7 separate regions of the Mus musculus genome follow, and all the other regions are linked to region 1. The links are chromatin loops, found by intact Hi-C in ENCODE. Cell type or tissue: left cerebral cortex. All regions are shown on one strand. Region 1 has its middle 110 kb from the start of Chrna7. Region 2 overlaps Otud7a (OTU domain containing 7A). Region 3 overlaps Otud7a (OTU domain containing 7A). Region 4 holds the start of Chrna7 (cholinergic receptor, nicotinic, alpha polypeptide 7). Region 5 overlaps Otud7a (OTU domain containing 7A). Region 6 overlaps Otud7a (OTU domain containing 7A). Region 7 overlaps Trpm1 (transient receptor potential cation channel, subfamily M, member 1).

What was found. Hi-C counts contacts between places; a loop is a spot of excess contacts. Peaks named below come from ENCODE experiments on the same cell type or tissue, not always from the same donor. Only the 100,000 strongest peaks of a DNase experiment are listed, where the experiment ranks them.
Region 2: it touches region 1 in a loop (4-fold over the local background); 2 of 42 quality-filtered maps call a loop at or near these places.
Region 3: it touches region 1 in a loop (6-fold over the local background); 7 of 42 quality-filtered maps call a loop at or near these places.
Region 4: a loop joins it to region 1, with 2.8 times the contacts of the local background. A loop is called at or near these places in 5 of 42 quality-filtered maps.
Region 5: a loop joins it to region 1, with 10 times the contacts of the local background. A loop is called at or near these places in 17 of 42 quality-filtered maps.
Region 6: it touches region 1 in a loop (2.7-fold over the local background); 8 of 42 quality-filtered maps call a loop at or near these places.
Region 7: it touches region 1 in a loop (5-fold over the local background); 2 of 42 quality-filtered maps call a loop at or near these places.

What each region holds. Positions count from the first base shown.
Region 1 is chr7:63,320,507-63,324,506 of GRCm38, reverse strand. No RefSeq gene overlaps it. Among named protein-coding and RNA genes, the nearest start is that of Chrna7, 110 kb to the right of the region's middle. In left cerebral cortex, a CTCF peak has its summit at 2,244 (motif pointing left); DNase peaks (open chromatin) are centred at 1,052 and 2,211; H3K27ac peaks cover 404 bases.
Region 2 is chr7:63,655,795-63,659,794 of GRCm38, reverse strand. All of the region lies in intron 4 of Otud7a (OTU domain containing 7A), which reads right to left. Among named protein-coding and RNA genes, the nearest start is that of Gm39023, 190 kb to the left of the region's middle. In left cerebral cortex, no CTCF peak of the experiment used is centred here; no DNase peak of the experiment used is centred here.
Region 3 is chr7:63,736,369-63,740,368 of GRCm38, reverse strand. All of the region lies in intron 11 of Otud7a (OTU domain containing 7A), which reads right to left. It also overlaps the pseudogene Gm18804. Among named protein-coding and RNA genes, the nearest start is that of Gm39023, 110 kb to the left of the region's middle. In left cerebral cortex, a CTCF peak has its summit at 2,383 (motif pointing right); a DNase peak (open chromatin) is centred at 2,393.
Region 4 is chr7:63,210,371-63,214,370 of GRCm38, reverse strand. Chrna7 (cholinergic receptor, nicotinic, alpha polypeptide 7) reads left to right here and starts at 1,845. Exons shown (of 10, transcript NM_007390.3): 1 at 1,845-1,949; 2 at 2,124-2,263. The coding sequence starts at 1,895. In left cerebral cortex, a CTCF peak has its summit at 1,719; DNase peaks (open chromatin) are centred at 1,777, 2,287 and 2,440; H3K4me3 peaks cover 1,427 bases; H3K27ac peaks cover 463 bases.
Region 5 is chr7:63,670,453-63,674,452 of GRCm38, reverse strand. All of the region lies in intron 4 of Otud7a (OTU domain containing 7A), which reads right to left. Among named protein-coding and RNA genes, the nearest start is that of Gm39023, 180 kb to the left of the region's middle. In left cerebral cortex, a CTCF peak has its summit at 2,246 (motif pointing right); a DNase peak (open chromatin) is centred at 2,315; H3K27ac peaks cover 210 bases.
Region 6 is chr7:63,588,825-63,592,824 of GRCm38, reverse strand. The region is part of intron 1 of Otud7a (OTU domain containing 7A); the gene reads right to left. Among named protein-coding and RNA genes, the nearest start is that of Otud7a, 150 kb to the right of the region's middle. In left cerebral cortex, a CTCF peak has its summit at 2,320; a DNase peak (open chromatin) is centred at 2,971; H3K27ac peaks cover 1,331 bases.
Region 7 is chr7:64,154,067-64,158,066 of GRCm38, reverse strand. It overlaps Trpm1 (transient receptor potential cation channel, subfamily M, member 1), which reads right to left. Exons shown (of 27, transcript NM_001039104.2): 1 at 3,961-4,000. Among named protein-coding and RNA genes, the nearest start is that of Trpm1, 2.2 kb to the right of the region's middle. In left cerebral cortex, a CTCF peak has its summit at 2,116 (motif pointing right); a DNase peak (open chromatin) is centred at 2,225; H3K4me3 peaks cover 444 bases; H3K27ac peaks cover 2,913 bases.

The sequences.
Region 1 (4,000 bases):
AAACCCCAAAGCAAAACTACAAAAGAGCACAAAACACTCTGCTACATAGGCTAACATAATGCACAATAATAAAGCTTAAGCCACAGCTTTAAAACAGCAAAATTATGAATAGACAATGAACTGAATGACAGACCACACATAAAAGTTATTTTGATGGCCATTTCTGCTTCCATAAAGGTGATGGGTACTTTTCTCAGTTCCCCACACCTGGTGCAGATAAAACACCTTGAACATTTTGCAGAAATAAAATATGAAAAGTGTGGAAGCCAGGGAGATGGCAGGCTGGCTATGGAACTTGTGTCCTGAGGGAGGAGCTGGTGACAGTTCCTGGGGTTTTCCTTTCACTTTGCACCCTACTCTGAGTGCCAGGAAGCCAGCACCCCAAAAACATTAACAAGACAGCACACACAGGAGGCCAGTTTTCTGCAATCAGAAGAGCAGTTTATGCAAGAGAATACTTTCAGGCAAACTGCACTGTTGTGGTTATTATTATTTTGGGGGTTTGCCCTCACTTCAGGTAATTTAGTTACCAAATCAAAGACACAGATCTTTAGATTTATAATAAGCTGTAGAGCATTAGAGCTGGGTAGGTATCTATGCTATTTTCTGTTTCCCTGGCAAAATCTCTGAGATAATATTTGCCGTGTTCCTTTTAGGTTGCTCCTGCTCCATCAGGTCAGCACTCATGGCCATGTGCTTAAGATCCATGCTACCCCACGGTGACCTCTTCCTTCATTCTCCTTGTGGTCCCTGCCTGACCTCAAGTTCTGGGAATGTTTGCTCAAGCTCCTCTCTTCTGTCCATTTGGTGTATATGAGGATCTCCTCATCAGGGGTAACCAGATTGGGGGGGGGGGCAGTATTTAGTATTCAAATACAAAGCAGCACCTGACCAACCCCCTACACTGCACAAATACCTACATCCCAAATTCTACCTGTGAATGCCAAAGACAACCAGTTAGGAGGCTTCCAGCCTTGCCAAACTGTAACATGACAACGTAGCCGATTTTCACACATGTGGGTAGCAGAGAACGCCTCGCCTCGTGGAAGGAATCTTTACGCACGATCAGTGCTAATTAAACTCTATCTATTGTCAGCTAGTGGAGGCCTCATGAGGATCGGTAATGAGGCATCTTGCTTTTCCCTCTCTCTAACATGATGGTGTTAGAAGATGCCGTGTGAGACTAGCCCATCTCGTGGGGTGTCAGCAGGGAACAGTGGGAATCCAGCCTCATCTCCCACCTAACACTACTGAGGCTCAGCCCCCTCCATCCAGTGCTACAAAAGGCTGGCTAAAAGGAAAAACGAAAAAGATTCGGTTTGGTAAATGTAATAGCCCAAATGTCTACATTTTAATTCAAAATCACTTATCAAACCAAAAATGAGGAAAACTTCAGTCTGAATGTAAAAACAGTCAAGTAGGCACTTGTCTTCTTTGTGCTGCTATAATAAAGTACCTCAAACATTAATTTATAAGCAAGAGTATATTTTCTCAGTTTTGGAGCAGAGAAGTTCAAGGTCATGGCTCTTTAGTTGAGAATCTGAGAGGAGTTTCCCCCCCTCCCCTGGTTCTCTCTCACTGCATCCTCACACAGCACAGGGGGCTAACACTGTATCAGTGCAGGTGAAAAGCATAGAAGCCAGGACATCTCTGGATCTCTCCAGCCCTTTTGTAAGGCACTGATCCAATCCCAGGGGCCTTAATCACCCACACAGACCCCACTTGTGAATACTGCTGCAATGCCAACAAAATTAGCAGGAGTTTTGGACAGACACAAACAGCAGACCACAGCAATGTCAAAACAAAAATGACTTTGATGTTGAGACTCCCTCTGTGGTTGGGTCACACCATGCTCACCACCCTGGACAGCCACCCAGGGCGGCCTGGCAAGCCTGGAACGCTCACGCAGCTGAGGCTGAGAATGGAGAACTACGGATTCCTCTAGTGCAACAGAGCAGGGGCTGCTGGGTGACCTCGCTCATGGCTCCCTGCACTTAGGCACATTTAGCAAGCTCTAGTACAGTTTCCTTGTAGGCAGCTTGGGCCTAAGGGGAAACTCAACACCCACACCTGCATAGGGACTGGCTTGTTGTTGTGTTTTCTACCGGGAGAGATGTATGTAAGTCATTGAGAGCTGCCAAAGACACTGTCTGACGCTGGAGCTATGATTTTCATTTGGGCTAAATCCTAGAAATGTTATCTATGGTGCCATCAATTGGATAGCTTACTCTTTGGCGTCACCTAGTGGCTGAAGGCTTAAGATACAAGTCCAAAGCATAAAGTGTTTTGAACTTCTAGAGGAGGGTTGTGAGCCTAATGATTTTTCTCTGGGCTCGCTTTGCAGCTGCTTTACCAAGCACTCACAGACTTTGCTACCAGATATCCAAAAATGGCACAAACTCATAGAAATAACCAGCAAACCGCTAGCCAAATCTCATTGGCCTTTGCCCTTTGGCCTAGGAATTCAGGGAGCTGTAGCAAAGCCAAGGCATAAAGGATCTCAAACAGTGCTATGATTTGTTGTAAAAAAAAATGACTCGAAGATTCCCCTCAACTGATGAGAGGTCTGATTGTGTGGTTTAGACCTACAGGAGAAACCAATAACCTTGAGCCTCCGAGGCAACAGTTCTCTCTTCATGGGGGTCTGGGACTGAGGGACCATTGGCATGGCTAGCTGTTGGGCACAAGAGACATGAGCATTGTCAGGGATTTTCTACTCTTACTTGGCTGCCCAACATCAAGTTTGTGTGCTGTAGTGTCTGGTTTGTACTCCTGCGGAGTACCCAGCATGTCCCTTGCTGCTGTGTGCCCACATGCTTGTGTATGGCCTTGGGTGCTTGTCTTGTGACCTATGTCATGGTGCTTGCTATTTTGTTCAGTATCCTGTGTCCAGTCGGTGGTCCTCGCATGTGCCTCTGTCTGTGTCTGCATTTAAGGCTTACCATTATGTTCCCAACTGCTTCTCATCTCTGTGTGTATTGTCATCCAAACCCCAGTTTCCTTTATCATATGCCAAACGCATCTGCAGATGTTGGTTCTGATACTGTCCCTGTTGCCCTGTGCCTAATGTAGGTATCCCTCAAGGGGTGCCAAGTGTAAGTTACTTGGAGTTGCATGCCCAGAGTGCATGGTGTGTGCACGCCTGGCAGTGCCTGCCTCAGCTTGATAAGACATGTTGTTTGCTTGATAACTGTCATAGTTTGTGCTCTGTTGCCACAGTAAACATCGTTGCCAAAAACAACTTGGACGGGAAAGGGTTTATTTCATCTTACACCTTGATCCATTATCAAGAGGAGTCAAAGTTTGGGATTCAAGACAGAAGCCTGAATGCGGGAACTGAAACAGAGACCAGGGAGAAATGCTTACTGGCTTGCTCCCCCTATTTTGACTAGCTACCCTTTTTAAAGAGCCTAATCCCACTTGCTCAATGTGTGCACCCTGTGTGTGCAACCTGTGTGTGTGTGTATGCATGTGTGTGTGTGTGTGTGTGTGCATGTCCTGTGCCCTAAGCTGTATACCTTGTGATATTCTCAGTCTGTTTTCTGAGAAGTTTAGCCTCTGTCTGTGTGCCAGTCTAGAATACCTTCAGTTCTAACTGGGAAGCACTCAGGGTCATATCTGGCCTTTGGCCAATCCTCTCCCTCCCTTTTCCCCCCAGTGATCTCAGAATCCTGGGGACATGTGTCTGGCCTCAGTTTTTCATGTTTGACTTTTTCAAACATGCACCTTCTTCACTCCTTATACAGCCCATTAACTGAAATTGGGGCATGCGGGGATGGTACTGAGGTCTGTCTTCACGGCTCTATTCTTAGGACCACCCTTTGACCATGTTGCCAGCGCAGGCCTTGTCTCCAGGGCCTTTGGGGCTGGCAGACCTTGGCAGAGAAGGCTTTCCTCCGTCCTGCCATGCTCTTCCCTATGGAGACTCAGTTTTTCCTCACAGCTCTCACACTGCCCTATGACATCCCCCTTCTTCCAGCTTGAGGATAAATTCCACCTC
Region 2 (4,000 bases), 340 kb before region 1:
TCCCTTTGGTAGGGAAGCCTGACTTGTGTCACTAGTTGAGGAGTATCCTTGCTCTCATCTCTAGCCCAGGACATACCCCAACAACTCCACCCACTTCTGTGGCTCACGTAAGGATCCAAGTTCCACACTTGCCTTTCAGGTAAAAAAAAAAAAAATCCCATATTCATATAGGTAACTGCCAGTACCCATGTGCTCAGCTTTCTGAAGACTGACTCTGAGAATCCTCTAACTCTATAGAAAATCTGCTCCTGAGCTTACAAATCTCATTTAGCTCAAACATAGCTGGGTCTACTTCTGAAATCCTACTTTAATATCAACACAGTATTGTCCAAAAACTGAACCCTAAGCCTCATGTAGCAACCTGACAAGATGGGATAATAGTCAATAGAATATCAAACATTCACTCAACAAAAGAGAGAGAAAATGTCTCTACTAAGAAACAACACTAACTACCTATGTCTAAGTCCCGTTGCAAAAATATAAATATGAATAACTAAAAGAAGTCTCCAACAAAAATTTAAGTCACATAAAAATGTGACTTGAGGAGACTGGCTTAGATAACATACAAGAGGATGATTTCAAAATAGCAATAATCAAAGAACTCAAAGAGGACATGAAGAAATACCAGAAAGAAGTACTGCATTCTTATTTTTTAAATATTTATTTTATTTTATGTATGTGAGTGCTCTATCTACACATACACCCACATGCTAGAAAGAGGGTATCAGATCTCATTATAGATGGTTGTGAGCCACCATGTGGTTGCTGGGAATTAAACTCAGGACCTCTGGAAGAAGAGCCAGTGCTCTTAACTGCAGAGCCATCTCTCCAGCCCCATTGCATTCTGAATTTTACAGACTGCAAAAGCACAGACAGTTTAATGAAATAATGAAAATAATTCAAGATGTAAAACCAGAATTTAATAAAGAAATAGAATCTCTGAAAAAAGCCAGAATCAAAACTTGAAATAATGAAAAAGATAGAAATTCAAATAAAAAATCTAGAGAAAAACCGTAACAATAAATTGGATGAAATTGCACAGAGCATATCATATTTTTAAGACAAGGTAGGGGAACTGAATCAATCTGTCAAGAAAATGTCAACTCCTAAACAAATGTCAAATCCAGGAACAAAACATGAAGGAAACTCTGGGACACTATGAGAAGACCAATCCTTTTAATAGTAAGTATAGAGGGAGAAAAAACCCAAGTCAAAGCCACAGTAAATATTCTCAACAAGACCAATGAAGAAAAGCACCTTGGGGCACCATGAATGGTAGTCAGTAGGGATAATGCTGCTAGCTAAGCAACGGTTTGGTTTCTTCATGTTCCACTAAATATAAATAAGATGTGTCTCCAGCAATGGGGGTCTTACCGTCAGGTTAAGGAGAATAACCAGAACCATATTGCATTGGCAATAGCTTATGATTCTTGGGGTGGGGGCTGTTCATGGGATTCCTCTCACTGATGACTGAGTAAGCTGTAAACCAGTATTTGCACAGAGGTTTTAGTTGATGGCATAAGATATCTATTTTGGACATTGCTTCCCCCGTTATATGGTGACTTCATTTGCATGCAATTGGAGGAGAAAAGTAATCAGCAATGCCACCCAGGTACAAATGCTGAGACCTGAAACAGTGACCTGATTACGATACAAACTAATACAATAGTGGCACCGATGTTATGGAAGTAACCAGCCACTTTAAAAAAAATGGACTCAATGCCCATCCCACCAGGTGGAACCCATACCTGACACTGCCAAAATGGCCAAGAACCTCAGATTTGATAGATCATGGGACACATAGGAAAACATAATACTATTATTCTGCTAAAGGAACATAGCAGTAAAATGACTCCTAATGGCATACTGCTATAACCATAGATCATTGAATCACTCAATCCTCGTCAGAGACACTTCTCACAATAGATGGGAATTAACAGAGGCCCACAACTAGACAATGTGCAGTGAGAGACTTTGGAACACCCAGCCATAAGTCATATCCCTTTATAAAACTCTTGCTCAAGCTCAGGGATCTATGGGGAAGAGGAGGCAGAAAGACTGTAAGAGCCAGAGGTGGTGGATGGCTCCAAGAAAAGAGCATCTTCTAGATGCAATGGCAATGGCGTGCATATGAATTCAGAGACTCTGATAGCATACAAGACCTGCACAGGTCCAATCCTGACAAAATATCACAACTGAGAGGTTGAAGGGCTTATAAAACCCTACCACTAACCAAAAAGGTATTTAATCATTAATGAAACCTCCTGGGAAAGGGAAAGTTGTTTTCTTATTAATCATATCACTGGGCAGGCCTCATGCTCAGGAGTAATTGGCTAACATGAATTGAGCACCATTTTTAAATTTTTATAATATTTTTGTGTGTGTGTGTGGTTGGTATTTTTGTCTTTTTGCATTTTAAAAAATGTTTTTCAGAGGTGGGGCACGAAGAAGTTGGTGAGTGGGAGGTATGGGAGGTGGAGGGAGGATCTGGGAGGAATTGGGGAAGTGGAAAGAAATTGATCACAACATACTGTCTAAAATTTTTGATTAACATAATAAATTATAAAAACATAGAAGAAAAGCTCCCTAGAGGCCCACCTGCTACCATGTCATATGGCATGGACAGGGGAAGACATCCAGAGGCCCACCAGCTGTGTGGCCTGCCTGTGTCAGAAGCCACAATCATGTGCAACCATGTGTGTGAGAGAGAAGCGGAACAGTTTGAGCTGTTATGAAAAGAGGTAGGACCAGAGACTCGAGGGTGGAGAGAAGTAGCCCAGTTGTGAGTAACCTGCCCTGCCACTTGAGCCACGTCTGTGTCCATGGCCATGCAGCAGCAGGGGTTTGTAGCTCATCTTAACCAGTAAAGACCATGCGGCTGCCCCTGGTCTGGGCTGCCTCCTGGGACCATGTTGATGTCAAAGGGCTGTGCAGAGCCAGGTCTGCCCCTCACTGGTTGAAGCATTTTGGTGAGCTGGCTGTACCCCTCACTGGCTGCTGCACTCGGGAGAGTGGGCCCTGGTGGGGGGGAGCATGGGTGAATCAGTCCTAAGAGCATGAACCCCTCCACTCATCTGCTGTGAGGTGGTGAGGGCGAGAGTGGGTGAGCTGGCCCTGCTCCTTACTGGTTACAACACTCAGGAGAGTGGGTCCTGCACCTCACCTGGGCAGCACAGTAGAGCTAGCCCTGGTGGCGGGGCTATAGGAAAGCTAGTGGGCTGACCAACTCAGCTACCACCAAGGCCAGTTCTAGGACTTTGAGTTGGCCCAGCCCAATATCTGAACTGCTGGAGCTTGCGAAAGGGCAGCCCTGCAGATCCAAAGTTGCAAGATCTCCATGACACAAGGAAACAATAGGATATCTGAGAGGAATCCTCATTCTGTGTTGATGGTATAGCAGAATCCAGAGGCCCCAAACCAGACCAATGACTCATTGCAATGAACATATGCAGGTAAAGGTATGTGAACAAAAGGGTGTACTGTGGGACACACTGTGATACAACAAGGTTTCAAAAAGATGTTTTGTTTATTTTTGGTTTTTATTTTCTTTTGTGGAGGATGTTGTAAGGGTGGAGACAGATGTGGAAGGGCAAGGATTGGGCTGCATGATACGAAATTCACAAAAAAAATCAGTAAAAAGTTAAAAAACAAAAACAGAACAAAAAAATCCCTTCCCATAATCTAAGAAAAGAAATGATTATGAAGATCCAAGAGACGTACAGAACACCAAACAGACAGGATCAGAAAAGAAACTACCCATGTCATATAATAATCAAAATACTAAATATACAAAACAAAGACTAATAAAAGCAACAAGAAAGAAAGAGCAACTCATGTACAATGGCAGGGCCATCAGTATCACAGCGGACTTCAACAGAGAGCATGAAAGCCAGAAAGGACCAGACCAGCATTTAACAAGTTATAAAAGACTACAGATGCCAGCCCAGCAAAACCGTTAGTCATAATTGAAGAAGAAAGGAAAAATTTTCATGATAAAACA
Region 3 (4,000 bases), 420 kb before region 1:
TGGAAACACAGACAGTTCTTTTTCCTCCGCTATACCTGCTTCTCAGGCTGCTCCATAACCAGGAAATGCCAAGCTGGGAGCTCAGCCTAGTGGAGGTAAGATGCTAGCACAAATCCTTGAGGAAGGGCAGGATACATGGGCCTGCTCTGCTAGGTCATCAGCACTCGACAGTGGCCTATCATCACCTTTGTCCATGCTAGTTTGTCTCTGGGTACCCCCACATCACATCTGACTGCCAAGGCCAGTTCTAATCACTCTTTCTTTAACTACTGCCCTTGCCATTGGACTAATAGTACAATGTACTGAATTCTTATCACATGTCTTCCTTGAATCAATGGCCTGCTGGGGTTCCTTTCCCTTAAAAAAGAGAGAGAAGTTTATGAGGGATGCTGAGATCTGGTGCTTGGTGTGTGTTCATGAAACTGATTCTTGTTCCTGCATCACAAGATATAGGACCTCTGGCTAATGTGGGGAGCAGGGGACAGAGGGCCTTCCCCCAGCTTTCCACAGCTCAGCAGCTGCTGCCACAGGTTAGGGTTCAGGTGGCACAGGGGATGGACCAGTGAGGCAGGAACTCCTTTAGCTGAAAGCTTCTGCAGTCTCATTATAGCTGAGCATGGTTTAAAATATTACATAGAAAATTCCAGAAATAGTTTACAAGTTGAAATTGTACACTGTTCTGAGTTGTGTGAAGAAACTTCCCACCTCTCACGCAGGTAAACCACCCCTGTGTGCAGCGAGACTACACAGTAGATGTCGTCTTTAGCTGTCTGCTGTCAGTAGCCACCTGGGCTGTTAGCCTGACTGCTTGTGCATGCCTCCCCTTATCTAGGGTTCCAATGTAGAAAGCAGCAATGATGGAATTGAGACCAGCAAGGAAAAGCTAGGAAGTACTTCCTTGAGGCAGAAAGGGGAATCTTTTCAACATTAAAAAGAAAGAAAATCATGTGTGCTACTACAGTCCAGAGCCACAGCAAATCTATGTGTGAAGGAAGGGAGATATCTGCTAATTTTGCTGTGGTCCAGAAGCTGCCAAAGTCCAATCCACAGGAGTGGTGAGTGCTTACAGTGGGGAAGGTCACACACAGGGACAATGTATTCAGGCTTTGGGCCATTCAGAATGTCATCTAGCCATGGGCATCTCTGCAGTGTTTCCCTTGGGTGATGGCAGAGCATCTACTGGTAAAGGCTTATCCTCTGTAGAGACTGCATCCTCTCCAGGGCTCTAACCTGGCCTCTGGGCACACAGTGGCCTTGGAGGATCCAGAGAGCTACTTATCTGCATCGTGTTCTAGGGCCAGAACCCAGCCTATGGAAAAAGTTTGTCCCCTAAAGGTGAAACACTCCCATTCTGCCTTTAGAGGGATACAGTGACAAAGACAGCTTTACAGTCACCACAAAGGCATCTGGAGGGACTGGAGACCATGAACTTGATGGAGGCTGACTTCAGGGACTCTTGCTGACAAGGGGGCCCAGACCTGGCCCAAGCCACATCCTGATGGAGGCTTCTTTTGCCTTGCAAGGGCTACAGGACGAAGGACGGCAGGCACCCTTTGTGTGCATATGGTTTCAGTAACTTGAAAGCTGAAGCAGGGGGATTACTTGAGTCCAGGGGTTTGGAGGTGATTCTGAACAACAGAGGACATCCTTATCTCAGACCATACCAAAACAGAAGCAGAACAAAACCCTAGAAAAGCCGGCAGGTACCACTAGACACAGAGAGACGGGGAAAAGCACTGTTCCTCCCAGACTTTAATGATGGAGAGTCTCTCTTGGTGATCAGTGGCAATGAGTGAGTGATAAGCAGTCTGTTACCCTGGCTGCCGGGACCCATTTGTGGCATGCGAGCTGGGGTTTGATTTGGCTTCTGGGGAGGAGGCAAAGGCTCTTTCAACTGTCTGGCTTCAGATTCCATCCCATAGATCTTTTGATTCTCTGACTGACCATCAGGCAGGAACAGATGTGGAAGGGCACACAATAAGGGCTGGAGGAGGTAGGGCCCTGGACTTGTGTCTGTGCCCCCACCTTGCCAGCTGTCCAGAGGAAGGGGCAGGATGTAGAGGCTCTGATCTACTCAGTGTAAAGGGTCAGGATGGACACCCTGAGCTTCCTGCTAGTGGAATCCCTGAACCAACCACTTGGAGTTTCTTAGAGCCACATCCAAGGGTAAGAACACATGCCATCTCCTTGACCTTCAGTCTCCTTGTGGGGAAATCTCAGTCTGTACTGAAAATAAGAGTGGCAGTAACAAAACCTTGTCCTTCCCTCTCAGACACTCACACATCCTTCATAGCTAACAAGACCAAGCCCTCTTTGCCAGCAGTGACAGTACTGAATATAAATATGACCCACTGTGTTTTATTGATAACTGCAAGTGTGCACTGTGCAGCAGGTGGCGCTGGTTCACTCAGCGCATGAGTGCTGAAATGGCTGTCTATAATGATCTAAAGGTAGTGTTGTCGTTTTTGGTTCAAAAGCTGACTACAGCAGGAGTGGGCATGAACAGCGCTAGTAAATTAAAGTCAGAGGCCAGCTGGTTACACACATTTTGCTACCCCATGGCAGGGCAGTCATAGGAAAATGTCAGGGAATGAGTTTGGCTGTGTTCCAATAAAACTATTTGCAAACTAAGTGCTGGGCCACAGCTTGTACAAATTCTGAAGGGAATTTGTTTCCATCTAAGGTGGATTGCATCTATATAAAAACCCATACAGAGCATTAGCGATAATTAGCTTTAGAGTTAAAAATCCCTCTAAGGACACAGACAGCATGCATTTGAAAAGGCTAGAGGTGGACTATTAACACGCAGCTCTGAGAGCGTGATTCGGGGTTTGAGCTGCTGTTTCAGAGTTTGAGCTGCTGGTCCGGCAGTTTGCAAGATGCCCAAGGCTAAGGGAAAGACTCAGAGGCAAAAAGTCAGTTACAATGTCAACCGAAAGTGTCTAAACTGGAATGCGTGGAATGCTCGTTGGAGGGCAGTACCGTGGACCACACCAAATCTGTGCGGCAAAACCTGGCAGAGATGGGGTTGGTCATAGACCCCCAACAGGGCGGATTCCCTCTGTAAGAGGAAGGTAAAGTCCATGGAAGTAGACGCAGAGGAGGGACCCAATCTTGTATGGAAGCCCTACGTGGTAAATGACCTGAAGGCAGAAGCCAGCCTCCCAGAGAAGAAAGGAAATACTTTGTCTCGGGACCTCATCGACTATGTTCAGTACGTGGTGGAGAATCACGGGGAAGACTATAAGGCCATGGCCGGGGAAGAGGAGAATTACTATCAAGACACCCCCGAAACAGATTCAGAATAAGATCAATGTCTATAAGCGCTTTTACCCAACAGAATGGCAAGCCTTCATCAATTCTTTGCAGAGTAAGAAGATGGAGGTAGACTACATGGTGCACACCCCCGGACCTAGGACTATCGGACCAAAGAAACCAAACCCAGGCTGTAAGGCAAGGGATGTAGAGTTTCAGAAGATGCTGGCTAAGTCCTATGGAATCAGGTTTTTACATGCACACTGTCTCTGTCTCTCCCCCTGCCCCTCCTTCCTTCTAGAGAAGGAACTGTCTTTTTGGTTTTTTTGAGAGAGAGAGAGCATCTCTCTAATAGCCTTAGCTGTCCTAGACCTCTCTCTGTAAACCAGGTTGACCTTGAACTCACAGAGATCCACCTGCCTCTGTTTCCCAAGTGCTGGGATTAAAGGCTTTGCGCCACCACCACCTGGGGGAGAAGGAACTCTTTCAAGGCCATGGTTGTGTTTCGTTGGGAGCTTACAGAAAGCCAGGGCCTGCTGTTCTGTGTTCAGAGGGGATGCTCTATTTCAGTGTTTTCTGTACATGATAAAGGAGTATTTTACCTGTGTAACATGATTAGGTGTTTTTGTTTTGTTTTAGATTGGGCTTCTCTGTGTAGCCCTAAGTGGGATTAAAGGTACACTTGTGGGGGGAAAAAAAAACAGAAAGAAAGAGAAAAGAAAAAAAAAAAAAAAGGAAAGGCTAG
Region 4 (4,000 bases), 110 kb after region 1:
AGTTGCCTTTATAAACTTGGATACATTGTGTTTCCTTTTACCTTTTCTTTATGCTGAGGATGGGATTAAGCAGTGAGCCTACACATATGAGTAAACTCTATACTCTCAGATTATTTTACACTGCACAGATGAAAGTAACTGGGTCTCATTGAGAGCACTAGGTGCTTTCAGTCTTCTCAGAACTGAGGAACTGAGTTAATGGGTTGTTTGCAGAGCCTCCAGGTGTCTGCCCAAGCATAGGTCATAAACAGGTATTGACCAATTGTCCCACCCAAAGACGATTATTTCCTTGGTTGCTGATCTTACAGGGCATAGCTTTAGTGGTATGTTTGGGGGCCCCTAAATGTGACTCCCCAACTCAGTAAGGATGTAATCATGGTTTCTGTAATGTGATCCCAGTTGGCCACACTCAGGAGAAGTTGGTTTTCCTGGCTTATCCCTCTGTAGTGCTAGCGAGGGCTCTTAGGCACTTTCAGACTGAGAATAGAAGAGAGAGCCCTTCCATCCCACCACCAGTGCAGATGGTTTTCTGCTTCTAGCCGATGCTGTGTGCTTCCCCTTCTCTGATGTTTTTTTTTTTTTTCCTTCTCTCCTATCTTCCTGGCAGTGAATGCTTTACAGCTCATTCCTTCACCAAGTGCCTGCTTTGTGATGTTCCTGCTGTTGGACATAGGATGAGGAGTACCCAGGTGCCAGATATACACCCAACTGTTTGCCACATGCCTCTGCCTGCTGTCCCCTTCCCATGTGGAATACTGGGTCTCCTTTGACGGGAGCCCTGGTCAGTTGTCTGTCTTTTGTTTTTTTGTTTTTGCTTTTTTTTTTAAATGAACTTTCTCCCAAAACAGTTTTCCCCCCTTTGCTCTTAACCTGAAGCTGTGAAACCTTATACCAACTCTTTATACTTCTATTAGTAATCAACATGGGAATCCTTCAAGATACTCATTTCCAGGGTATTGCATGCCACTGCTCCTGCAAACCAAGCAGCTGGAGTCACTATCCCCTTCCCACCACTTCCAGTTTAGTCACTTTTTTTTTTTTTTGATAAGCCTGTCCCTCTTTTTTAGTGTTGTACTTTCTAACCCATTGGAGCAACAGTCTGATGACACAGGTGTTATGGAGTCTGTGGGAAGAGAGGATGGATTCCGCTAACGGAAACCAGAGTAGTCATCAAGGTGTGCTTTCTGTACTTCCGGGGACAAATGGGGTAGCCTAACTCACTTCTGACTGCTCTCATTAGTACCATCCTCCCAATATGGCAGCAAGGAAGATACCTCTAGACCAGGGTCTCTGTGGCTGATCTCCCTCAGTCCTTACTTGTTCATTTACTGTTCTTTGAATCAAAGAGGCCGACAGAATCAAGTTTTGGCTTGTCTTTTCAGAAAGGGATTGGAGTTAATGTTCCAATTTTCTGAATCTGTTTTAAAAGAAAGTGAGACTAGGTCAGGCTTTCTGCTGATAAAGTATGTTATGCCTCAGGAAGGAGCTAATCGCTGGAAACACCAGGTCTTGCAGGGAAAACATAGGCTTACTCCTGCGTGGTCTACCTTGTCTGGCTGGAGAAACTTCTGAGTTTGCGATGCAGATTCTGGTACCAGAGAGAGTCCTGGAGGACTGGGTCTGAAAACTGTTACTGGTGTGAGTACAGAGCACAGTTGGTAGCAGGAGCAAGTAGCTCGGGGTCAGAGGCCATCAACTAGCTGAGCAGGGATGCAGTTCCCGGGGCGGCCACGGAGCTGCGCGGCTCAGAGAGCGCTCGCGAGGCGGGGGCGCGCTGTCACGTGTGGGGGTGCGCGGCGGCGGCGGGCGCGCGCAGCGCTTTAAAGGCGCGGAGGCGGCTGGAGCGGCAGCTCGGCCCCGGCGGACGGCGGGACACGGCGGCTGCTCCGGCGACATGTGCGGCCGGCGGGGAGGCATCTGGCTGGCTCTGGCCGCGGCGCTGCTGCACGGTAACCTCAGCGCGGCTTCGGCCCTACTCCCCGCGGCGGGCTCCGGGGAGCAGACTCCGGCGGGCAGGCGGGCGGGCGGGTGGTCCCGGGTTGCGGCTGGGCGGCGGGGCTGAGATGCTCTGGGGCGGGGTGGCGGCCCCGTGCTGAGGCCCGCTGGGCGCTCTGCTTCCTAAGTGTCCCTGCAAGGCGAGTTCCAGAGGAGGCTGTACAAGGAGCTGGTCAAGAACTACAACCCGCTGGAGAGGCCGGTGGCCAACGACTCGCAGCCGCTCACCGTGTACTTCTCCCTGAGCCTCCTGCAGATCATGGATGTGGTGAGTCTGGCGGGGCGCTCGGGCCACACACCCTCCTGTCCCGGACCAGGTTGCGCTTCGGGCAGGACCCCCAGCCACCTGTGCATGGGTACTTGGGTCGCATCTTTCTTTTAGCTAGAAACTCCCGGCCAAAGTGTCCTAAGCTGGGAGTCAGTAGCAGGAACAGGCTTCCTTGGTCACTTTCAGACTCCCTTAGAAAGAAAACTAGTGCAGCTCTGCGCCCGGAGCCCGGAATAGTTTAGATACTTACAAGCTTTTCTTCCTCTTTAGTGACTGCGTAGTGCCTTGGTGGGGGCCTGGCTTTTCGGCTGCCAATCTGTTTGGGGAGAAGGCCAACTGTAGGTGTCTAGAAGCGTTCCCATTAGGGGGATGGTCATTGGTTTTATTTTGTGGAGACGACAGTTGTGGGCGATCCTTTTTGGAGAATTCCAGGCAGCTAGTAGCAGTCCTCTGGACCCCTTGCAGCAAGCCACACCCCTGCAGTATCTGTGACAGCTTGGTTTTTTTCTTCTGCCAGCTGGGCTACTTTTTACGATTTTTTATAGGTGGAGTCTTCCAAATGATGCCAATACTTAGAAAGTGTTCCAGTGTCTGTTCTCTAGGTGGGTAAGGCTGGAGCAAAGGGATTTTTGTGTTCATCAGGAGAAACTACTGTGAGCAAAGAGGTACCAAAAGAACTTTGGTAAAGTGGCATGGCAGGTGGTACTTCCCACTCCTGCCCTCACTCCTAGGCTGTTCCTTTTAATCTAGTTAGTTCTCATGATGAATGGCTTCTCACTTCATACTATACCCGTTAAATCTGCATCTCTTCCCATGACAGAATCCTACTTTATTAAGTGTGCACTGCACAGTGTGTGTGTGTGTGTGTGTGTGTGTGTGTGTGTGTGTGTGTGTGTGATTTATCATGAGAGATGTAGAAGACAGCTGCTGCCTCGTGGACGATTGTTTTCTAAGTTTACAGAGCACAGACTACAGGGAAGGAAGAAGAAGAAGAAATCTTGTTGGTTTGGAGTCTGAGTGACAGACAGTGAGGAGGAGATTCTGCCATGGAGCAGAACATAGTTCAGAGAGAAGTGGAGGAGGGAGGCAGTGAGGGGGAGGAGGTGCAAAGGCTCCTGGGCATTTGGGTAGGGTAGACCTACAGGACAGTTCAGTTAAGTGGTGGAGACATTGTCCTTATTGCTTCTGGTTGACTTTGGGAAGTATCATAAACATCTTGAGGTTTGGCTTCCCTGCTAACAGAATGGTGGACACCTACATACTTCACTGGGCACCATGATCCATGAGGAGCAAGGAAAAAAAAGAGATAATGTCAAGATTCCTCAAAGTCAACTACATCATTATAGTTATTTTCCTGCAAAAAGTATACAAGGAAGGGTAAAGTAGCTAAGCTAACATGTTCCATAAAAACCACAAAGTAAGATGACTTCTCTGTCCCTACTTGCCCAGGGTCTACTTTGGCAAGCTGGCCTTATTGTATGCTTCATAGCAGCCTCTGGCTGGGTAGTAAGCTTTATGGTATAGGGGCTAGTCAGCTGTAGAGCTTGTGCAAAGAAATAGAGCAGGCCTGGCAAGCTTATTGAAAAGGAAAAGCCTCTTTAGAATTCAGGTTAATATGTCAATAAGGCTTGCTGACCTGTAGAAGTTAAGTTGTAAGCTAGGATTAATGATGTGGAAAAACTTAGTTATGTTATACAACTATTTAAAAAAATTAAAGACAACAAACTATAAAACTTT
Region 5 (4,000 bases), 350 kb before region 1:
AATACATTTCTTACGTTTGAAACTATATTCTTCTCTCATATAATACATCCTAACTACAGTTGTCCCTCCCTCCACTGCTCTAAGCTCCTCCCCACCTCACCTCTCCCACAGAGCAACTCCCCCTATGTTGCCTCATCAGAAAAGAGCAGGCTTCCAAAAGATGATAACCAAAGGAGAACAACAACAACAACAAAAAAAAATCAAAGACACCCCCACTCCCTCTGTTAGGAGTCCCACAGAAACCCCAAACTAAACAACCACAATATATAGCAGAAGACTTAGCAGCCACCTTTGTATTCAATAAAAATAATGAACTAGGGTCAGTTGAGCTGTGGCAATCAGTGGAGCTCACATCCCTTGTCATTAACTCGCTAAGCAAAGGTCAATTCCTTCTGCCCGTGGCAGCCAATCCCAGGAGTCCAGGCTGGCAGTGGTTCTGCTCCACACCGTCATCTAGGAATCCATGCATGCGTACACACGGTTATTGTGTGCCATCTTCAAAATGTACCAGCCCACTTGGCCAGGAAGGAAAGAACCCAAGGGCATAGTTTCTCCTGTAGGTCACTGAGATCTTCCCTCTGTGGTGTCTGCCCATTCAGGCTGCCAAGGCTGGGCTGGAATGTTTGTGCTTTTCTCCCTACCATTCCACTGACACATGATGTTCAAAGATCCTGAGAAATGAGTACTAGGGGCTTGTGCAGGGAGAAGAAGGGTGGCTCTTGGTAAACAGCCCGTTGTTTACATCTAAACTCCCAGAAGATGTGGACTTGATCAGAATGTCACCAACCTAAGAAATGACTTGAATGTAGGATACTCAGTACCAATTCCTGTGTGTGTGCACATATCGAATGCGTGTATACAACACATGTATGTACATATGCACACATACATTGATACACTGTATGTGTATTCTGTACATGAAAACTGAGATGAGAGATACCAGAATTTCCTTGGAATTCTCTCTAAAGCCCACGGCGACGAGTGACCTTCATTTTCTCATCTTATTCTTCAACAAACTCACACTGATGTTAAGAAAATCCACAGGGCTTAAGTTCATGTGTCTGGTAGACACGATTTGTTTGTCTGGATAACAGTTGGCTCCTTTTCATTATTTATGTTTTCTTGCTATGTGGCCCAGGCAGGCCTTAAACTGCAATCCTTCTGCCTCAGCCTCCCAGGCACTGGGATTACTGGTTCTGTGCGACCATGCCCAGTTTGACTTTAACTTTAATGAGTATGTTTACAGCTCTAAATGAAAATAAACTGTGGGTTTGATCATTTTATATTGCTTATTAAATAATTTTGATATAAAAAGTTTCAATTTGGTTATATATCTTAAAGAAATAAAAGGAAAGGAGGTTAAAATTATATAGATTGTAGATGCTAACTCTCTGTTGACACAGTTCCACAATTTAAATTGCTTTATTATTTTTTTCTTTCTTTTTTTCAATTTTTATTAGATATTTTCTTCATTTACATTTCAAATACTATCCAGAAAGTCCCCTATACCCTCCCCCACCCTGCTTCCCTACCCACCCACTCCCACTTCTTGGCCCTGGCATTCCCCTGTACTGGGGCATATAAAGTTTGCAAGACCAAGAGGCCTCTTTCCCAATGATGGCTGAGCAGGCCATCTTTTAAATTGCTTTATTATTATATGAATGTATATGTGCTTATGTACTTACATATTGAGAAGTATACCTAAGATCCCCACCTAAGCTTATAAACATAGCATGATTTTCAATTCTTCTCTACATTTAGAGCACAATTAGTCTCAGTGACTGTGCAATTGCAGGGAGAAACACTTTCATAGAAGCCTAAGAAACAGCTAAACGGAACAGCCAAAAGCTACAGGCAAGGACGTAAACAAGAGTATTCTGCTTGGTGGCCCCGGGTCACTTAGCAGTACAGGAAGACACTCCTGGGTGTTGATGACATAAAAATGAATGAAGACTACTGGGTGCTTTGTAATCAGTTAATAATGGGCTGAGCATGCAGGGGACAGCTGTGGTGACCAATGATGGCTGAGAGGTGTGTGTGAAGGGACAAGGAGTCTGCATAGGGGTTACACACCTATCATTTGTGAGTAATGGAATGGAATCTTCTCAAAAGAGAAAGAGAAAGGTGGTGAAGAGCACAGCATATACAAGGGACCAATGATTTGCAAAGCTTCATCAGGGAATTGCACAGAAGTGACAGCACGGGAGAGACTGGGGCTGCGCAGGGAAATAAAGACATGACCACAAGGTGGCAGTAGAACACACAGCTCTCCTGGAGATGCTCAGTCAAGCATTCTCTGGAAAGATGCCCACAGTAGGAGTGGGTGCAAGCACAGCAGGGGCCTGAGGGAGAGGGAGGCTGCTGCTCAGAAGGGAGGAGGCACAAGTCTCCCAGAAGAGACAGACTGCAAAAGGATCCCAGGGGCTGTGACAGCTCATTTGCCATGTAGACCTGACTCTGCCACCAGGTGCCAGACAAAGCCTCAACTGTGACTCTGGGTACATCTCTGACTCTGGGTGAAGATATCGCTTGACAAGATGAGCATAGGAATCTGTAGGCTGGGAGAAGTCTTCCAAGGGTGGTTGGGCCGCATCCAATTGTCACCTGAGTGGAACAGAAATGCTTACCAGGGATATAGCTCTGCTGGCAGGGGAGAGCCTGCTGTCACCATTAATCCTCCTGTCCTACAGCCTCCTTACTGCAAATCATGGGCCCCTTCAGTTCCCACAACTGCATGTGCTAATACCTTGATTCCCTGTGATAGGTACATCACATTCCCTCCTCTCTCCTCCTTTCTCTACGTACATATATGTCAATGTACAGGAACTATGTAGACACAGACACACAAGCAGAGGCAGAGAGTTTGGAGTCAAACCAACACAAAGCTGATAAGTGTTTTATCAGTTCCTGGGGAGAGGTTAGCAGGCTAGGTAAAAGGCTCTACATAAGTTCTCAACCTGTGGGTTAGGACAGGGGTTGCACATCAAATATCTTTTTTCTACCCTCTGTGCTTTTTTCTTTTTTTTGATTTTTTTATTGGATATTTTCTTTATTTACATTTCAAATGTTATCCCCTTTCTCAGTTCCCCCCTCCCAGAAACATCCTATCACATCCTCCCTCCTCCTGCTTTTATGAGGCTGTTCCTCCACCCATCCACCCACTCCTGCCTCCCCATCCTTGATTCACCTACACTGGGGCATCTCGAGTCTTCATAGGACCAAGGACCTATCCTCCCATTGATGCATGACAAGGCCATCCTCTGCTACATATGCAGCTGGAGCCATGGGACTTTCCATGTGGACTCCTTGGTTGGTGGCTTAGTCTCTGGGAGCTCTAGGGTGTCTGGTTGGTTGATATTGTTGTTCCTCCTATGGGGTTGGGACCCACTTCAGTCCTTTCTCTAACTCCTCTATTGGGAACCCTGTGCTCAGTCCAATGAGCTGTGAGCATCCACCTCTGTATTTGTAAGGCTCTGGCAGGGACTCTCAGGAGACAGCTATATCAGGCTCCTGTCAGCATGCACTTCTTGGCATCCACAATAGTGTCTGGGTTTGGTAACTGTATATGGGCTGAATCCCCAGGTGGGACAGATTCTGGATAGCCTTTCCTTCAGTCTCTGCTCAACACTTTATCTCCATATTTGCTCCTGTGAGTATTTTGTTCTCCTTCTAAGAAGGACCAAAGCACCCACACTTTACTCTTTCTTCTTCTTGAGCTTCATGTGGTCTGTGAATTGTATCTTGGATATTCTGAATTTTGGGGTTAATATCCACTCATCAGTGAGTGCATACCATTTGTGTTTTGTGACTGGGTTACCTCACTCAGGCTAGGTAAAAGGCTCTAGATAAGTTCTCAATATGTGGGTTAGGACAGGGGTTGTACATCAAATATCTTTTTTTTTTAAAGTTGACTTTTTCTCTCATATATTACATCCTAACCACAGTTCTTCCTCCCTCCTCTCCTCTCAGTCCCTCCTTCCCAGTGCCTCTCCTTCCTCCC
Region 6 (4,000 bases), 270 kb before region 1:
ACCAATTTCATGTTCTTTTTTTTAAATATGAGTTTTCAACCCTGTATACAAAGGGATGGGTTTCTTTATGTCATTTACATCATCTTACATCATACATTGCTCTTATTCACTCCTCCCCACTGCTTGCCCTCGCGCCCCCTTTTGCTGCCCCCTATAACCCCTATGCTCTATGCCACCTGTATTTCATTGCACATTGCTCCTTCTTATGCTCTCCTCTTTAGCTATCTTCCCTCTATCTCACAGTTTCTTTTTTTACTTACCCACAGAGACACACAACACAGACACACAACACAGACACCATTACAACTGTGTACATAAGAGAAAACATGCAGCATTTTTCTGAGTCTGGCTTACTTTGCACAGATGCTGTGACTTTTCTTACTCAGAACTGCCATGTGAAACTTGTACCCTGTGACACATGTCCCCCCCTTGCACTTCTTTAAGCATTTGTTATCAAGATCGGTGGACATTATGGCTTCCATAAAAACTGCAGTCTGTTTTCGTATTAGCTTCTGAAGTACTGATATCTGATCTTTCAGTGTCCCCATCTGTTGCAATTTGGCATGGGTACTCCTCCAGGGTTTTAGCACTGACCTTTTAAAACCTTCTTAGCAAGAAATAATGTAGCAATACGGGAGTAGTGGAGATAGAGCATGAATGTCAGCACTTTCTAAATTCCAGTGGCTCCATTAATTCCCCAAGGCCATCTGACAGAGAGAGGGGTCATGGGCCCTAGGCTGACATGCTAGATGGTAGCAGAGCTGCTGAGAGATGGACTCTAGTGGAAGGTTATAAGATCACAGGGGTATCACCCTCAAAGGAGACTAATTAGCTCTCGTGAGAATCTTGGTTAGTTCCCAGGAGATCAATTATAATTAGCCCAGCCCCAAATGCTCTTGCTTCCTGTCTCACCTTGTGACTGCTCTCTCTTTTACACATTCCTGAGTCCATGCCTTGTCATAGCCAGAAGGTCCTCATCAGAGTCAAGCTGGTGATGGTTCCATGCTCTTGAGACTTTTGTAGCTATAAACTAAAAAATAAGCCTCTTCTCTTAATATATTTCCCAGCCTTCAGCATTATGTCACAGGAACAGAGAATCTTCTACCATGTTTGACCACAGGCTGGATTTCTTAGTATAGGAATAGTTTACGCAACAGACAATTAAACAGAACAATAGCCAGTGGACAGTAGGAGAAAGGGGGCTAGGGGTGGCTGATAAAGGTGTGAGAAATGCACTGCCTGGCAAGCAGTGCAGATCAAACAGGATACTTCAGCTTTTTATTCTCACGAGATCAGCACCGTTTGAGAGCATGGTCACCATCTGGTGGGAATGAGTAGCACATGGCATGAGTGAGGCTTAGTGCCCGTGGGTACTGAGTATACTGAATATTAAGTTGCATCTGCCCTTTGAATCACACTTTTTGAATTTATTCTCCAGAAGTTAAGAGTTCCAACAAAGAAACATTATTTATACAAAGGCTTCCCACCTATCATATATGGTAGTTAACGCTTGCATATTCTTACCAGGATCGTGCAGTGCCTTTCTGAAACAGACGTAACATGCTAACACATTCCAACAGTACATCTTCCTCCTCGATCATGCATCCTTTGCAGCTCTCTCCTTTAAGAATCACTTACATTCATTATCAAACAGGGAGCTGATAAGATCTGGGTCTCAGTTCTGAGCTGACCTTTTAGTGTGCTTAGTAAGAATATAGGCTAGCAATCCAGGCTGACTGGAGAGAGAGAGAAAGTAAGTTTGCAGCCTTAATCGTTCCAATGGCTCCGTTATGTTCTCAGGGCCCTTCATGGGGATCTGCAGCATAGACAAGGTCAGAGATGCTTGTGTCTACCAAGGACAGGGTAGGCATGGTGGTGAGAAAACCAGCTGCTTTAGGAGACACTGGCAGAGGATGGAAACAGTGACACATGGATGCCTGTAAGATGTTCCCAGTGCTGAGAAATGTCCGAGGATAAGGGAAAACCCATGGGCAGGAGAGTGAAAAGGCCTCTCCGGGACTATGGCAGAGACTGGTAAGAGTTTAAGCCCATGTAGGAGAATCAGGGATAGGGTATAAACACAAACTGAGAACAAGGGAAAAAGAAAGGAGAGGAAAGGAGTCCACCAGGAAAAATGAGAGGAAGCAGGACAGAAAAGAGGAAAGTAGGGAAGAGAAGGACAAAGAAAAGAGGCAGAAAAAAGAAAGGAAGAGAGAAAGAGAATGAGCGGGGGAAGAGGAAGGAGGAGAAACAGAGGACACAGAGAACACATCCTAAGATGTGCCAAAACCACCGAGGACCTGAAAGTCCCCACATGTTCCTGCAGAGGGCTCACTAAGCCAGGCTTTCCAGCTCCACTGCTCAGGTCAAGGGCATTCTATAGTCAGGGACCATAGGATAAAGGCCCAAGGACTGGAGGACCAGAATTGGGGCTCAGAAAGCAGAGAGCTAGTGAACAAACTTGGATACCAAGCCCTAAGTGTACTAGAGAAGAGGGTAGCAATTCTGAGAGGTACAGACATCCACAGAGGTACCAGCAGTATCTGGGCTGTGGACAGATTCAGCCAGGCAGGCCTGGGGTACTTGGCATAGGGAAAGGTACAGGGGCAGCTATAAGATTCCATGACACACATCATATTTACTGAAGAGTCCTCTCTGATCCCAAGATCTCTGTAGTGAATTCTGTAGCCAGAATACCAAAGGGGATTGGTATCCCTGAAGAATAGAGCACATTGTCCAAGTGGAGTCTGCAGCCAGAGTGCTAGAAGCACTGACTATGGCTGACCATGAAGCTGCTTTCTCCATGTGGGTGCAGGCCAGGTGAGGTGGAGCACAAGAAGTCTCAGGATACACTTTTGTTTTATATATCTTCCTGTGTGGCATCTACATGCATCCTGCCACCCATAAAACATTATGAAGCTCCCTAAAAAAAGTAGGGTTTTGTGAGTATGCACACATAATCATGTGTTTATAGATGTGTAGATGCATATTATAAACACATGTGTCTGGAAATAGCAAAGAAAAGAAGCTGTAGTGGAACATATGGCCTAAGTTCTTTGGTGAGACAAAATGAAATAAGATAAAGCTCTCCAAATAGCCATGTAAGTATAAATGTAAGAAAATGTACAGAAGTCCAGTGTGCCTTGGGAGACAGAACTGAGCCTAGAAAAGACTAGAAATGGAGCCATTTGTTATCACGAGCAAACTCTGACTTTGTAATAAAAATAAAGAAGAAAAATGTTGCTAGTCTATAACCTCTCAATGACAGGATTCCAGAGAACTGTGATTTTCACCTTTGTCCTTTTATGTATTTTCCAACTTTCCATAATAATTATCTTCCATTTTTGAAAGAGTTATATGTTATTATAAGAAATTATAGACATTAAATAAACTCAGTGGCATTCAGCATTAAAATTCATTTGTTATTCATCCTACAAAAGGTATTTTTCTAGTTGAGTCATGGTTGATCCAGCTGAATGGACAAGTACCCAAGACCATAGTTTTGTATATAACTCAAGAATTTTTCCTAAAATACCAGCACCTGTCACTGAACCACTAGTCCCTAAATTCTAATCAGTGACATAGCCATGGAGTACAGGCCTGGGAAATTCTTAGGAGCCACATTAGAGCCATGCAGAATATTTCTTTCTATTGTATCACACCCTTGATAGACCCTCATCACTACACAGGACAAGAATGAGTCCTCAGGGACAGGGACACCGAGGGCATGGTCAACACCCGAGGACAGGTACACAGGAAGGGCTTGCCTGGACTGTAGCTTGGTTCCAAATGTTCCAAGAAGGGAAAACTGTAGAAATTCATAGGGATGCCTCTCTAGACAGAGAAGAAAGAAAGAGACAACAATACAAGAAGAAGAAGAAGAAGTTTCTGTGGTCCCTGTCAAGTATGGGTGAAACACTCAGACAGAAAGAAAATCCAGCAGGAAGAAGCTCTAGAGCTGACATAGTAGTCACTGAGAACCCTGTGGATAGAATGGGTG
Region 7 (4,000 bases), 830 kb before region 1:
GATCTGAGATATGTCTTCGGCTGCAGCTGCTACAGAGGGTGGTGGGATACAGAGGGCAGGCCAGTTTGGCTCGGCCCCTGTGTGCAGCTTCTGGGCTGAGGAGGCAAGAGAGCTGCTGGTAAAAGCCAGCGCTGTAGAATTCTTTCTCTGAGATTAGAGGCAGGCAGGGCACTCCTTGCTGCACCTGGGCTTCTTCGAGAAGGATGAAACCAATTCTCAATTGTGAAAGCACCGCTTTGATTTCAAAATCATAAGAAAGGCTGACAGACAGGTGAGCCGTGTAAAAAAAGGAAGGAGGCTGTTTTAGGGTTTCATTGCTGTGAAGGGACTACATGACCAACGCAAGTCTTACCAATAATGTTTGACTGGGGCCAGCTTACAGTTACGGAGGTTCAGTCCATTATCATCACGGTAGGAGGCATGGCAGCGTTCAGGCAGACATAGTGCTGGAGGAGCCAAAAGATCTTCATCTCGATTTGAAGGCAGCCAGGAAGAGACTCGAATTCCACACTGGGTGGAGCTTAGGACTGAGACCCCAAAGCCCACCTTCACAGTGACACAGCCCCTCCAACAAGGCCACACCTCCTAGCAGTAGTGCCAATCCCTGTGGGCCAAGCAGTCAAACACATGAATCTATGGGGGCCAAATCTGTTCAAACCACCACAGAGGCCAAGAAAAGGAAAAATGATTGCATCTAGCACATGAAGAAAGAAAGATTACAGACAGAGCTAACCACCTCTATCCTAAAAGGACATGTCATTTTTAGAATTTCCTTGTGTGTTTTGGAGATTTTATGAGAAGCTTATTGTTTTGATAACATATGTTCCAGAATTTATCTGTGTTGATATTTTAAGTACTGTATAGTAGTCCATTGTTCAGAGCTGCAGGGATCCCAGCACACCCTTGCCAGTGAGCTCCAGGGCACTCTTATTTGCAGCAACGTGGAATGCTGAGATAAGCATTTTTGTGTATGTCCTTCAGGACCTGTGCTGGAATTTTCTAAGGGGATCTAAGGTACAGTTTACCAGGCTGTGCTACCATTTAATATGTTCAAGACCTCCATTTTCAATTCCAAATTTTATCTGTATCGTTTAGCAAATTAAAATGTAGACAGGGTTTTCATGTTCCACATGGCCACCTGGCAGCTTTTCCTACAGCTGCGGAAGGCTGGGCCTCCTGCATAGAGGTAGCTGCCCTTCAGTCACTGATTCAATTCCCTTGGCTGGATATTGGGATTTTTTGGGGTGGGGGTGGTGTTAAGGCCAAGTGAGGAGCTGCCTAACAGGAAAAGCTGACCAGCCAGGCCAAAGGCCAAAAGTGTCTTTGACAACAGAGGGCCAGGCAGGATCACCCTTGGAAGAGCACCAAGTTCCTAAGGACAAAGGAATCTCAAGTGTTTACAAAAACAAAGGAACATGCATACTTTGGGAACTTGTTTCTCACTATCCCCTTACAGATTAAGTGGCTCACCCCTGTAATCTAAGCCTGAGGGGGAAGGGGGGACTGAGGCAGGGGGATTGCTGTAAGTTCAAGACCAGCCTGGGCTACAGAGTAACACTCCTACACAGTGTAACAGAAACAGATGGAAGAACCATCCTTCCTTCTCCCTTCGGTGATCTCATTCTTGGCCTGAGGAGTGTCATGATCATGCCCGGGGCTACACTGAGCCTTTAACTAGGTCTGGTTCTGGCAAGGAGGGCTTGGAGACTCGGGATTTGGGGGAGAGGTGCCAGGGACCGGATCTGGCAGTGAGGACTTGGAGAATTAGGATTTGGGGGAGGGGGGGTCATAAATTGCCATGGGATGAGTTCACCTTGGAAGGGGAGGGACACCCTCTTAAATTTGAAGTAGAATCAAATGTGTAGTCCTGGAGGATGGGGGGAGGAGGGAGTAAAAGGAAGAGAGAGAGAGAGAAAGAGAGAGAGAGTGAAAGAGAGAGAGAGAGAGAGAGAGTGAAAGAGAGAGAGAGACAGCGGGACAGAGAGGGAAGAGGAGGAGGGGGAACAGAAAGGAGAGAGAAGTGCTAGTTTTCAATGCTGACCACACTCAGTGTGTTCCTCCCATCTGCTGAGTTCCCCACACCCAGACTCTGCTACTTCACTAGGGTAAGCACCCGGCAGAGGGCAACAGAGACATGGAATTCCAGAACAGCACAGCCTGCTTCCTTTCCGGAGCTTATCAGTTAGCAGTGGGAGCGGCTGTGTTCTGGGAAGGAGGGTCATGCGCAGTGGCACAGCTAGAGGCATGTGAATGTCGCGTTCCTGCCAAGTGTGGCGGTAGATTTGTGAATACTAATTTACAGGACACCCGTGGGCGTGCGGGCTCTACAGAAAGACTGCTAACTCTCACACACCTGGGAGAACAGAGCTGTACCTTCTACCACCCACAAGGAGCCCCTGGGGATGGATCTTCTTGAAACTTGTAAAAAGCCTTTAAAAATAAACCATTTCCTATTGACTTTGTGTGTGTTTTCAGGTTCCTAGGACATCAGACGCTAGGAAACAACTGGATGGATAAATGCCTAGCTGTTTCTGTGCTATGAGATCAACCGCCTGGTCAGCTCCTAAGATGACCCAGTGTCCTGCCTGAGGGAATACCTTCCCTGAGGCACTCACCTGGATCGCGCTGCTGTCCTGGCTTCTGTCCCCAACACTGACCAGGGCACTGGCTGGAATGTCAGAAAGAGCTACTGCAGTGGTGCACCCTTCTGTTCACACCCTCTCCTTCCTGCCTCCTTCACCCTCTGTAGGGGCAGTGTCTTGGAAGGAGCCTCTACCTCCTCCTTGGGCTCTACCTGAGGGCAGCTGAGTAAGATGACCTATCAGGCCACCTACTGTGGGAAGAGAGTGTATACTTGTTGAATGAGCATTCACGTCATGAGCATGACCATGTCAAGAACACCAGTGCCTCAGATTCATAGGATGGCAAGGCCTTTCCCTGGTGCAAGGATGGATGTTGAAGAATGGGTGACATTTAGCTAAAAAACAGTAGTGAGTAGTGCAAACTGTACAGAGCTTTTTCATCCCAGATTACTTCATGGTCAAATCCCCTGAGGCCGTTTCTCTATAGAGACCATCTACCAAGATTAGCTGACCAGCCTCCTTGTCCATACTATATATAATAAACACACATTAGCTGGCTAGTCTCCTTGTTCATACCGTATATAATAAACACACACTAGCTGACCTGCCTCCTCATTTACTTTGTATGTAACAAACACACTGAGTAACCAAGCACATAGTGTGTCTCCATCCGAGGGCATAGCCCACAAGATCCTAACTTTACAGTTAACTTGTGTCTGATTTTCTTAATCAGGTCTCCAGTTGTATGGGCCATGGTAACCTGGGTCCAAAGGACCCATTCTTGCAGCCCAGGGTACTGAAGGCCACCTACTCCTAGGCTAGTTTTTTGTTGCCTTAGACAGACCAGGTGCAGAAGACAAGTGACCCTAACACAGTAAGTGGCCTTTAACAGAATGGGACGTCCACTCAGCCTGCTCAGAGGCCACAGAAACCTATACCAAACGCAGGGCTCACTCAGGGCCACCCTCACGTCTTCTAGAAGCAGCAGTATACCTCTAAGTCCCCTCAGTAATTCTATAAATCTGGAACAGAGCAAAGCAAGGACAAGCAAGCCACATAAGAACCCTTTCACAGTGCCCCGTGTGGAGACAAGGGATGTCATGGCTCAGAGCCGTGAGGATACTGGCCACGGCTACCAGTACAACATCCTGAAAGTGAGAGAATGAAGACATCAGACATGGGACATAGAGGCATGAAATGTGGAGTCACCCCCTAAGAAAGGAGTTTGATGCAGTAGAAAGTATATATACATAACACACACACACACATACACCTGGAAGACGAGAGCCCACTGGAGCAGCAATCAAACAGAGTAGAGACCCATGTCCCTTGACCTTGCTATCCATCTGCCCTTGGGCCTCAAACAAAGCTCACTCACCTTCTGGGACCCTGATGTGGAGCTCTTGATTGAACCACGC